3 separate regions of the Homo sapiens genome follow, and regions 2 and 3 are each linked to region 1. The links are chromatin contacts, found by Hi-C in ENCODE. All regions are on one chromosome and are shown on one strand. Each heading gives the region's core, a stretch centred on a gene start or an enhancer-like site at or near the end of the contact. The rest is flanking DNA. Distances are from core to core; before and after follow the strand shown. Region 1 holds the start of THUMPD2 (THUMP domain 2 tRNA and snRNA guanosine methyltransferase). Region 2 holds the start of DHX57 (DExH-box helicase 57). Region 3 holds the start of SLC8A1 (solute carrier family 8 member A1).

Region 1 (3,412 bases), core at 643-3,142:
ACATAACTGGGCCCCTACCCACCGCTCTACCGCATCTCTATCTACTCCACTCATATACTTTATGCTCTAATAACACTTAACCGCTATCGTGGCTTTCCTGTTCCCCACCCCCCACACGCCGTCTCATTTTCATCTGCTGCTTCTCCCTCTTACACATCCTTCATGCTGGACTCAAGAGCGATTTTGTCCAGGAAGCCCTCCCTGCCTCCTTTTTGTCGGTGCTGTCATAGCTTCCCGGGTATGTCCTCAGTGAGTCATTCAACTTCACCATCCTCTAAGCCCTTGAAGTCCAAACCCTTGCTTACCCATCTTTGAATCCTCAAGACAGGGTGGTGACTGGCGGAGAATAGGTGTTCAGTATTTGTTGAACTGAATGGAATGCATCCTATCTGCATACTTAACATCTTGGGCACAGAATGTAGAGAGAACTAAAGAGGGTTCCTGTCCTCCCCAGACAGACTTGACAGTCAGAACCCCAAAGTATAGAGAAGTTAAAATGAACTACGGCAGTAGCCCAGAAAAGGAAAACATGTGTCTGAGGGCAAGAAAAGAATTCATCAAAACGGTAGTGTGTGAGGGCTGGGTGCCTGTAATCCCAGCACTTTGGGAGGCCGAGGCAGGCGGATCGCTTGATCTCAGGAGTTCGAGACCAGCCTGGCCAACATGGTGAAACCCCTTCTCTACAAAAAATACAAAAATTAGCCCGGTGTGGTGGGGCTTGCCTGTGGTCCCAGCTACTGGACAGGCTGAGGTGGGAGGATTACTGGAGCTCAGGAGGTGGAGGCTGCAGTGAGCCAAGATCACGTCACTGCGCTCCAGCCTGGGCGACAGAGGGAGACCCTGTCGCAAAAAATAAAAAATAAAAAGCAGCATCAGAAGAGTCTTAGGACTGAACCTTGGAAAAGCTCATGTTATGTGACTCCATGAAGAATTTTTACTGTACGGCCCAGTAGAGCATGAGCTGGGTGGGGGCGGGGGTGTGTGTGGGAGTGTCGGGGGAGGTGAGGGAGTATCAGTTCTTCACCTTAACATCCCATTCTGAAGCACAGGACAGCCCCTTGTCAGAGACACACATGCATTTATCATTTCTGTATAACTGACTCAATATACAGCTACAGAGCTAATTTCACGCTGTTTATCTTGTAACATGGATTCTGTCTATGCTTCCCAAGTAATATTTTCATTTCCATTTTAAAATTCAGAGTTTAGAAAAATGCCTTCAAATACCGTTAGGAGAACCATTCAAATCAGGTGCCCAAAACTAGATGGCACATTGATTCATCTATGGCTGGATGGTTAACTAAGTAGTGCAAGAAATATGAGCTGTTTCAGAACGCAGACGTTTGTTAGAGAACAGGAACTTCTGCTCTCCGTCCTGGAGATTCCAACGTTTGGCCCGATTCTTTGTGAAAACAGACCAGGGCTCCTTCTATGAGAAGAGTAGAGGAGAGGAATGAAGGACAGGAAGAGGACGGAGTTGGGAGGAATGGAGGAAAAGGCATTATGTTAGATAGGGAGAAATCTAGGCTCCAGCCTCAGCTGTGCTGCTAACTCGCTGTCTCTTGACCTCTCTGGGCATTAATTTCCTCAATCTACAAAATAAGGCAACTGGACTGAATTATCAATTCTAACCCTTCCACCTGTGATTCTAACCCATTCTGGTGCCTAATCAAGGAGGGGACAGATGGTCAACCAGGAAGACCCATAGGGGCCACAGAGGGCTGATGCGACCCTCCCAGGCTCTCCGTCTCTCTCACCCTCTCCTTCCCCCTCCCTCTCCCCCTCCCCCTCTCCCTCTCCCTCTCCCTCTCCCCTTTGGCATCACACGCCCCTGCGCGCCGCCTCCAGGAGCGAGCCGCTCGCGCCCGAGGCCACGTGACCCGAAGGCGCGAGGGCGCGCCTGAGCCGCCATGTCGGAGGCGCGTGGAGAGCCAGGGTCCGGGCCTGAGGCTGGCGCCCGATTCTTCTGCACTGCGGGTCGCGGCCTGGAGCCGTTCGTAATGCGAGAGGTGCGGGCGCGGCTGGCGGCCACGCAGGTGAGTTGGCCTCGCTGCGCGCCTGGGGAGGTGGGCGGCCCTGTCCCTGCCCTGTTGCCCACCCCAGTCGTGGACGCGGGAAAGCGTCGCTGGCGCCCCTCTCTGTTCCACGCGACGGTCGCCGACCCCCGAGGTTGACTGGCAGGCGCTTCCGCTCCGGCCGAGAGAAGCCACCATTCCTTTCTTTCCTTGTATAGCAAATCCAGTTCCTCACTTCTCAGGGCTCAAGTTTTTAAGAGAGGTGTTGAGGCAAGTTATTTCCTGGATTCTTTAAAGTAGTAAGTAGTGCCTGTAATTAGAATCTGGCCTGTCAGAGTTAGAACCCTTCGCTCTTTAAATGCAAACATAATCTCCAAGTTCAGTTACCTGACTTTTTGTTAGTTTCTTGACAGTGATTGTATTTGACTACATAGGATTGTTGTGAGAATTAAATTATATAGCGTATGCAAAGTACACTTTAAACACGCAGTAAATAGCAGCCAGAAAAATAATATACTCTTGCAGGCCTCATAGTTATCTGTTATTGATTTCTGTGAAATGAACAAGGTTTTAAGCATCGGTTTAGGTTTTAGAATGTTGAAAACTGGTTTCTTGAAAGTAGGGGATGAAGGTATAATAGAAAAGGTATCTTGATGGGGTGTATGGGACACTGTGAGTGATGTACTCTTGGAAAAGGAGAGCTTCCTAAATGAAATTAACCCCTCCACCCTGGCAGCTCCTACAGTGTGGGAAGCCCACAAAAGGAGTTTCTGCAGTGAAAGGTTGGAGTCGTGAAGAATTATGTCAGTTTTGTTAGACTACCTGCCACTTGTGTTTTGGGTCACAGAATTTAATAGAGTATTGAATGTAGCTAATCTTAAAAAGCATCAATATATAATAACTACTGACATTTATTGAACATTTAATATGTGTCAGGCACATGTTCTTAGATCTTTACCCTATATTTATTTGCGTACTTTTCACAACAGCCCTATAAGGTAGGTGTTCCACATTTAACAGATGAGAAAAATGAAGCACAGGTAAGTCCGAGAATTTATTCAAGTCATGCAACTAGAAAATCGCAAAGATGGGATTCAAACCCGAGCTGGGAAATCAAGAATGAGTATATAATCATGTTCAAACCAGGCCCACTATATGACCATGACATAGGGGTGCGCTGGCTTGTTTTTTTAAATGCTAACTTAGAGTGCTTGGTATGAAAGAGAGAGAGAGCTTGGCCCAATTAATATGTAGGATTATTAGAAAAAGGAAAGACTCTCTGCTTGTTCTCCATCTTCTCTAAAGACAAATGAAATGGGGAAAACTTTATTACCAGGAAGAAAATTCAATTAAATACAGGGAAAACTTTTTGACAGTGGGAGTAATTAAATGCCAGT
Region 2 (3,412 bases), core at 636-3,135, 900 kb after region 1:
TTAAAAAAATAATAAAATAAAAAAAATTAAGTTTTAAAAATAGAATCTGGTGGCTCATGCCTGTAATCCCAACGCTTTGGGTGGGTGAGGTGGGAGGACTGCTTGAGCCCAGGAGTTTGAGACCAGCCTGGGCAACATAGTGAGATTCCATCTACACCAAAATTAAAAACTCAAAAAGAAAAAAAAAGAATCTGTAACTAAAACTCAGGTAATATCAATATGGAAATGGTGTGGAGGATAGAGAGCAATCTTGCTAGAATTCTGATCTCGTTTAGGGGTTAAATATAGACACTAATTAACACTAAATCTTAGAAAAATCTGAATTTAGTTATGTTTGCTTATTTTTTCCCCATAATTTCTAAGATTTGGTTGTGGATAAAGGGTGAAGTATGGTGGTATACAGAAATTGCCATGTGTGCTCATTAATTAGTTATTTACATGTCTGCAAGATGTGAAATTCCAAGAGAGCAGGGACACAGAGCTACTTTCTTTCTTTTTTATTTTTTAATTTAATTTAATTTAATTTAATTTATTTATTTATTTATTTATTTTTGAGACGGAGTCTCGCTCTGTCGCCCAGGCTGGAGTGCAGTGGCTTGATCTCGTCTCACTGCAACCTCCGCCTCCCGGGTTCACGCCATTCTCCTGCCTCAGCCTCCCAAGTAGCTGGAACTACAGGCGTCAGAGCTACTTTCTAAGTGTTTAACTAATGATAACTAACTAGATTACCAGATCTGCTTGTAGTTTCCCACAGATGCCATGCCGTACTCTGGGTGGAACACCCTTCTCTTCTTTACCTGGTTAACTGCTATTCATCCTCAAGAGTTGGCAAAATAGAGTGTAGTAGTTAGGGGTTCATGCTCTGGCATCGGACTACCTACCTTTGCATCCAGACTCCACCATTTTCTCTGACCTTGGACAAATAATTATCTTATGCCTCAGTTTCCTCATCCTTAGATGGGGCAAATCAAGTAAATGAGCTAATCTAGTTAAAGCACTTAGCCCAGTGTCTAAACTCTGTAAATATTAGCTATTGTATTCTTGTAGCCCCAGCTCAGGTATGAGCTCTCCCACAAAGCCTTTCTTCTCATTACTTGTCAACCTCAGACTCCTTCAGGAACCCCCACGGCACTCTGGGCCTATTCCTACTGTAGTACTTAAGGTTCTATTAAAACCATGCTTTTGTATCGGGATCCCCTATCCCACCCAGTTCCTCCAGGACACGGATGGCAGATTAGTCAAATCTCTTCTCACCCCACTGTCCGACTCCGTGTTTAGTACTAATAGTAACAGAACGTCTAGTGAATGAAGGGCACTTCGGAAGGAATCGTTAAGTGCCTATGAAGCAGAGCATTAAACGTAATCATATCAGAAACTGGACTGTTTTCAATTGCCGCTAAAATGTTCTACATTCGAAACTTGGGAACGTCAGAGCTAGAGGGAACCTCACAGAGACCACCCGGCACCATAGCGGAAACTGAGGCCCAGGGAGGTTGGCACGCGCCTCGGGTGTCTCAACAGCGAATTAACAACAGAATCAGAGCTAGATTCCCAGACCAGGGGTTCCCCCGTGCCCCTCGGCTAGACGGTCAGGAAATATATCACACCCCCACAGGAGTTACCGGGAGCCAAGCAGGTTCTGACTCCACGCTAGTTCGACTTAAAGGAGCTCTTCTCTGCCCGGGTCGTTAGGAGGAGGGACACTCACTTGGCCGAGAGGTGTTAGAGAGATCTTCCAAACTCTGCGACTCCCCCTGGGCGGCCAGCTCTGCGGCCGGGAGAGAACTAGGCGCTAGGACAGCTCCAGGTGCGACTTGGTTGCTGGGGCGACCGGGCACCTCTCACCCGGAAGCGAATACGCGAGGGGCTGTAGCTGAGCCAATCAGAAGGCGCCGGGACTGTGCCGCTGCAGCTGGGCCACCGCAGGGCTGCTCCAAGTGAGAATCGTGAGGGTGGCCAAGTCCAGTTTGGACCTCTGACCCTTGGGCAGCACCTCCCGACAGCCGGCTCGGGACCCAACTCTGCGAGCCAGGTACGTCTTCCACTTCTGCGGACAAGTGATGCGCGTTGTGCGCACGGTGTGCGCGTCACCCTGTTTGTCAGTGTGTCTGCCGCCTCCTGCTCCAGGAGTGGTCGGGATCTGACGAGCATCGCGGCCCAGTGTGTTTCATCCAGTCTGCCTGGGGCCGGTGAATCTGGACCAGCAGGATCCCAGGCCCTGATACCGAACCAAGGCGGGCTCTGCCGCTGAGGTTGTCCACGCTCAAACTGCAGGTTGGGGCCGGGGGGGGCGGGGCGTGAAATTCAGTCTTGGAGCAGGCTAAGGGGTTGATTGAAGGGATCAGGCTCCGTTCTCTGACTCCGTCTGTGTGGCTTTTTTGGGGAGAAGGGTGGGGACGATGTGAGTTCGAAAAAGGATACGAGATCTGGATATCTGGATGGAGCTGGATATATTGTGATCAGTCAGAGATCTGCCTGGGAGGAGAGTAGTGTGTAGTCACTTTTCAGTGCCTTGGCTATCAAACAAAGAATACTCTTACAGCCAAACTTAGGTCCCTGTATCCATGGTGAAGAAAGATAGTTGGAGTCTTCCCGGGCTAGATGGAATAGATAGTGGAATCTAACCACGTGGATTATACAACCTAATTCCTATTCCCTTGAAAACTCTGGGAGAGTGGTATTGGACACCATTACAGTCAGTAAATCTTCGTTTAAAATGTTAAGCGCATATCTCAGATCTAGTTGTAAAAGTAACATTTTCTGGGTTGGTGTGAGACAACTTGTTTTGATTCAGCGTAAGTATCCTCTTGCTTTTTCCTAATGTTTCTCAGTACACAAATTTACCTGGGCTGCATGGTTTTTGAGATGAAGTTCTAATCTAACTGATTTGTTATTTCATTTCCCTAAATTTTAGAAATAATAGGTAATTATTGGTGCACAACCTTACAGAATTCAGTTTGACCTGTTATTTTTCTTGCCTGTTAAGATTTTAATGACTCTACATTTTTGTGAGTAAAGTTGACGTTTGAACAACATGGGTATGAACTACCCGGCTCCACTTACAGGTGGATTTTTCCCAACCCAACACAGATTGAAAATACAGTATTTCAGGTCGGGCGCGGTGGCTCACGCCTGTAATCCCAGCACTGTGGGAGGCCGAGGCGGGCGGATCACGAGGTCAGGAGATCGAGACCATCCTGGCTAACACGGTGAAACCCTGTCTCTACTAAAAATACAAAAAATTAGCCGGGCATGGTGGCGGGTGCCTGTAGTCCCAGCTACTCAGGAGGCTGAGGCAGGAGAATGGCGTGAACCCGGGAGGTGGAGGTTGCAGTGAGCTGAGACTGCGCCAGTGCACTCCAGCCTGGGCGACAGAGTGAGACTCTGTCTCAAAAAAAAAAAAAAAAAAAAA
Region 3 (3,412 bases), core at 239-2,738, 670 kb before region 1:
GATTTTTAAAAACGGCCCAGGAGATTCTGAGGTGCAAGGAGGGTTGAGAGCCACTGGCACAGGGGCAGAAGAGGCTATTTCTTCCATTCCGCCCCCTCTTTGTTGCGGAGGCAAACTGAGGTTCCTGGAGTCAGAATCTATCAGTCGTGGTGACTGCCCTGGTTGCACTGTAAGTATGGGGGGACGTCTCCACGAAAAAAAACTAACTTTCTGCCTTGTGCTCTGCAGGTCCCTCCTTCTCCCACCTTCCCCAAGTAGCTGCTCCTGACCCCCCCACACACCTTGGCAAACGACACCAGTGGCCGATAGCAACTGGTGTTTTAAAAATACTAATTTGGAGCCCCATTTGAGACCTACAACGGGAGAGTCTGCATCAGATTCGGCCTCAGATTCTACAGCATCTGACTACATTCCCAGGTGTGTGTGATGCGCAGCCAGGTTTGGAAGCTAGTGAACTCCACAGTAGGTCTAGCCTTTCACCACGTGAAGTCATTAAGGGTTTGTAAGAATGAATGAGCTGTCAAGAGAGGAAAGGCCTGGTGCAGTGTTCCTTTATTAATTATGAGGAAAGTGATTTATTGGCAATGATAATGCTTCTCTTGGAAAGGGCAAAGAATGGTTCGTCGATTGCTGCATTAGGTTTTTTCCCACTCAACCTTAATGCTCGGCTTTTACTCCTCACTGTAGTTTAAAACCAGCACGCCTTTCACACGAAACAGACTCTGGGTCTTTATTCCCAGGTGAAACGCATCTTTGAGGGAAATACCAACACAGAGACTCTGTCCCAGTTCTTGGCCGGGGGACACCCTCCCCCGAATATCTCTGTTTGCTTGTGTCAGCATCTAGTAGCCAACGTATAGTTGTGCATATCTGATACGTAGAAAAACACAGGGTGAGGATTAAAAAAAAAATCATTGATATATGCCCAGATCCTTTTGCTAAAAGAAAGCTTCCTTTAGCAGAAGGGCAGGAAGTGAGGGAAGAAAGATAGTTGGATTAACAAAGTCAGAGGTGAGAAACGGGTAGGCGAATTGGGGGTCAGGGTTCTGTCTGCGGAAGAGAAGAAGAGGGTTCAAAAGAAAAGTTGCAGCGCCTGTGTGCGCGTGTCATCGATGGGCTGGGTGCGAGAGACAGCGCTAGCGCGCGGCCACAACGCACTGCGGGGCCGAGAGCCGGCAGGAAATCGAAAAAGCTGCTCGCCGGCAGAGGCTGGGAGGCTGGAAGGGCTCCCCACCCGCTCGGTGCTCCAGAAACGCGCCGGCTTTGCCCCGACGCGATCGCCTGGGGAGCCCAAGGGGCGCGCAGGGGGCCCCGGGGCGCCCGGCAGCCGCGGGGCCGAGCGCGCGTGTGAGCGAGTGCGAGGCTGCGGGCGGCGGGCGGGCGAGTGTGCGCGGGAGGGAGGGGGAGCGCGCGCGCGCCCGGGCCCCGGCCCTCCCAGCCTCCCGGCCTCCGCGCCTGCCTCCCGCCCGCGCGCACCGCTGCCCGCTGCCGCGGCTCCCGCTCGCGCCGGCGCTGCACGGTAGTCAGCCCGCCGCCGCCGCCTGCTTTGTGCTTCCCACAGAAGATGGGAGCGACCTCTTCCTGATCGGGAGCTGTTTAAAAGGAGGGAGTGCGCCGTATTTTCTACTAGCGTGGAGGAACGGAGGAAGAATCCATTCACACTCCCCAAACCAGGTAGGATCTTATGATGGACAGGCAGAAGGCATTTAGTCAGAGACCAAGAACTATTTTCCATTTGCTGCTCATAAGGCTACACTTCCCTCTGCTTTGGCAAACGAGCGGCTTCTAAATTTGTGTGTGTGTGTGTGTGTGTGTGTGTGTGTGTGTGTGTGTGTGTGTGATGTGGTGTGTGCGCGCCTGCACATTTTTCTGGGTGTCCGCGCTTCCCAGAGTGAAATTGCTCGGGCTGGTGCGTCTGGGCGTGAGGGTGCCTGCCTGCCTGCCAGTGCAGGCTGCCGGAGGAAGAAAGGGCTGCTAAGGAGAGATGCTGCACCCTGCACCGCGCTGGGCTCTGAGGATTCAGGGCGCGAAGAGCTAAGTCCACCCCGAATGCAGAGCTGCTGGGGATCCAGGCGTCCCCACCCACTGGACTCTTCTCCGCGGACATCCCTCCTTCCGGTAATCCCTGGGGTCTTTCCCCAAGGCCACATTTCCGAGCCCCCTGTTTTCCAGCGGGCGTTGGGTGCTCATTCACCACGGACTGCGGAGAGGAGGGAGGTGTGGCGGGGCAGAGACAGACGAGGAAGAAATGTAGGGGGTAGCAGGGAGTGGGCTGCGGGGTCCACGTCTCTGGGCACTGTGCCGTGGTGTGCTTTGGGGATTCTGCACACACAGGCATCTTTCCCCAAGAGATTGGAAGGGAACTTTGCAGCTGCATTCTCTGCCTCTGGAGCTTTGCTGGCTCTTGGGGGAAATGGTCTGTGTTCTGAGATGTGAAGATATCCTTTTTGGCTCCTCCTTAATGAAGAAGAGGGCGGTCTTATAGCTGGACAGCCGGCCAAAGAAACCAAATCCGCCCAGGCGATGCTCTTGAAAATACAGTACGTGTGCATCCTTGATTCTTTAAATCCACCCCCTGCATCACCCCCGCCTCTTCTCTATCCCCCCCACCACCCCGTGGATTCTGTTGCTGTTTGATGAATGGCTTGGGCTGGCAATTTGTATTTCCCTCTCCAAAGTGGTAGTGGTTGAGTTGAGAACAGGGGTGATGAAATTTAACAAAGCATTTTTAGAAGAGAGCAATGTGCATGTTGTACGCAGTCATTGGAAAGTCATGCTTTGCGCTAGGTATCCTTTTGAAGCCCCCGAACCTGGCTCTCCTGAAGCCGCTCTCTCTCTCTCCTGCTAGTCAGCTACTAGTGGTTGTGAATATAACAATACAAACTTTGTCCTGCTGGAGGTGTAAAGACTAAAAAGAGAAAAAAAGGATATCAGTGGGAGGTGTAGTGGAAGAAGCTTTTTAAAAAATGACAGATGTGGTGAAGACAGTACAAGCGTCCTGATCATGGAGGAGCCTCTAGCTGAGTAGGTGGAGATTTCTGATCAGATCTGGTTAAAGGCATTGCTGGAGTATCTCCAGATATGAGCAGTTGAACATGCACAATCTGAGACTTGTGCGAAGATTTCCCAAGGGAAAGAGGGAGCCACCAGGAGAGAATTCTGAAAGTATACCTCTCTTTCCCATGCCCCCACCAGCGCGCGCGCGTGCACACACACACACACACACTCACATGCTTTCTCTTTCTCTCTCAAAGCTACTCCTGCAGCGAGTCAGAAAAAAAAAGGAAAATGAATCTAGATGTTTCATTCATTTCAAATAAGAAGACAAAGCCGGAAGAGGGATGATTGGTTTTAGGTTCCTCTTTCAAATCCTGTGTTACTTGGATTGAGCTCCCTGGGTTTGCTAAACTTG

Evidence for each region. Hi-C counts contacts between places; a loop is a spot of excess contacts on that map. Pooled maps may share reads with other maps.
Region 2: a pooled map shows a loop between it and region 1 (6-fold over the local background). The contact joins the promoter of DHX57 here to the promoter of THUMPD2 in region 1. A Hi-C loop is called at or near these places in 4 of 50 pooled maps.
Region 3: a loop to region 1 is called in a pooled map, with 4 times the contacts of the local background. The contact joins the promoter of SLC8A1 here to the promoter of THUMPD2 in region 1. A Hi-C loop is called at or near these places in 6 of 50 pooled maps.

The regions. Positions count from the first base shown.
Region 1 is chr2:39,777,738-39,781,149 of GRCh38, reverse strand. It overlaps THUMPD2 (THUMP domain 2 tRNA and snRNA guanosine methyltransferase), which reads left to right and starts at 1,892. Exons shown (of 10, transcript NM_025264.5): 1 at 1,892-2,036. The coding sequence starts at 1,911.
Region 2 is chr2:38,874,407-38,877,818 of GRCh38, reverse strand. DHX57 (DExH-box helicase 57) reads left to right here and starts at 1,885. Exons shown (of 24, transcript NM_198963.3): 1 at 1,885-2,032. It overlaps MORN2 (MORN repeat containing 2), which reads right to left and starts at 1,843. Exons shown (of 5, transcript NM_001145450.3): 1 at 1,709-1,843. The coding sequence starts at 1,766. RefSeq lists an enhancer at 1,692-2,676.
Region 3 is chr2:40,450,166-40,453,577 of GRCh38, reverse strand. It overlaps SLC8A1 (solute carrier family 8 member A1), which reads left to right and starts at 1,488. Exons shown (of 11, transcript NM_021097.5): 1 at 1,488-1,674.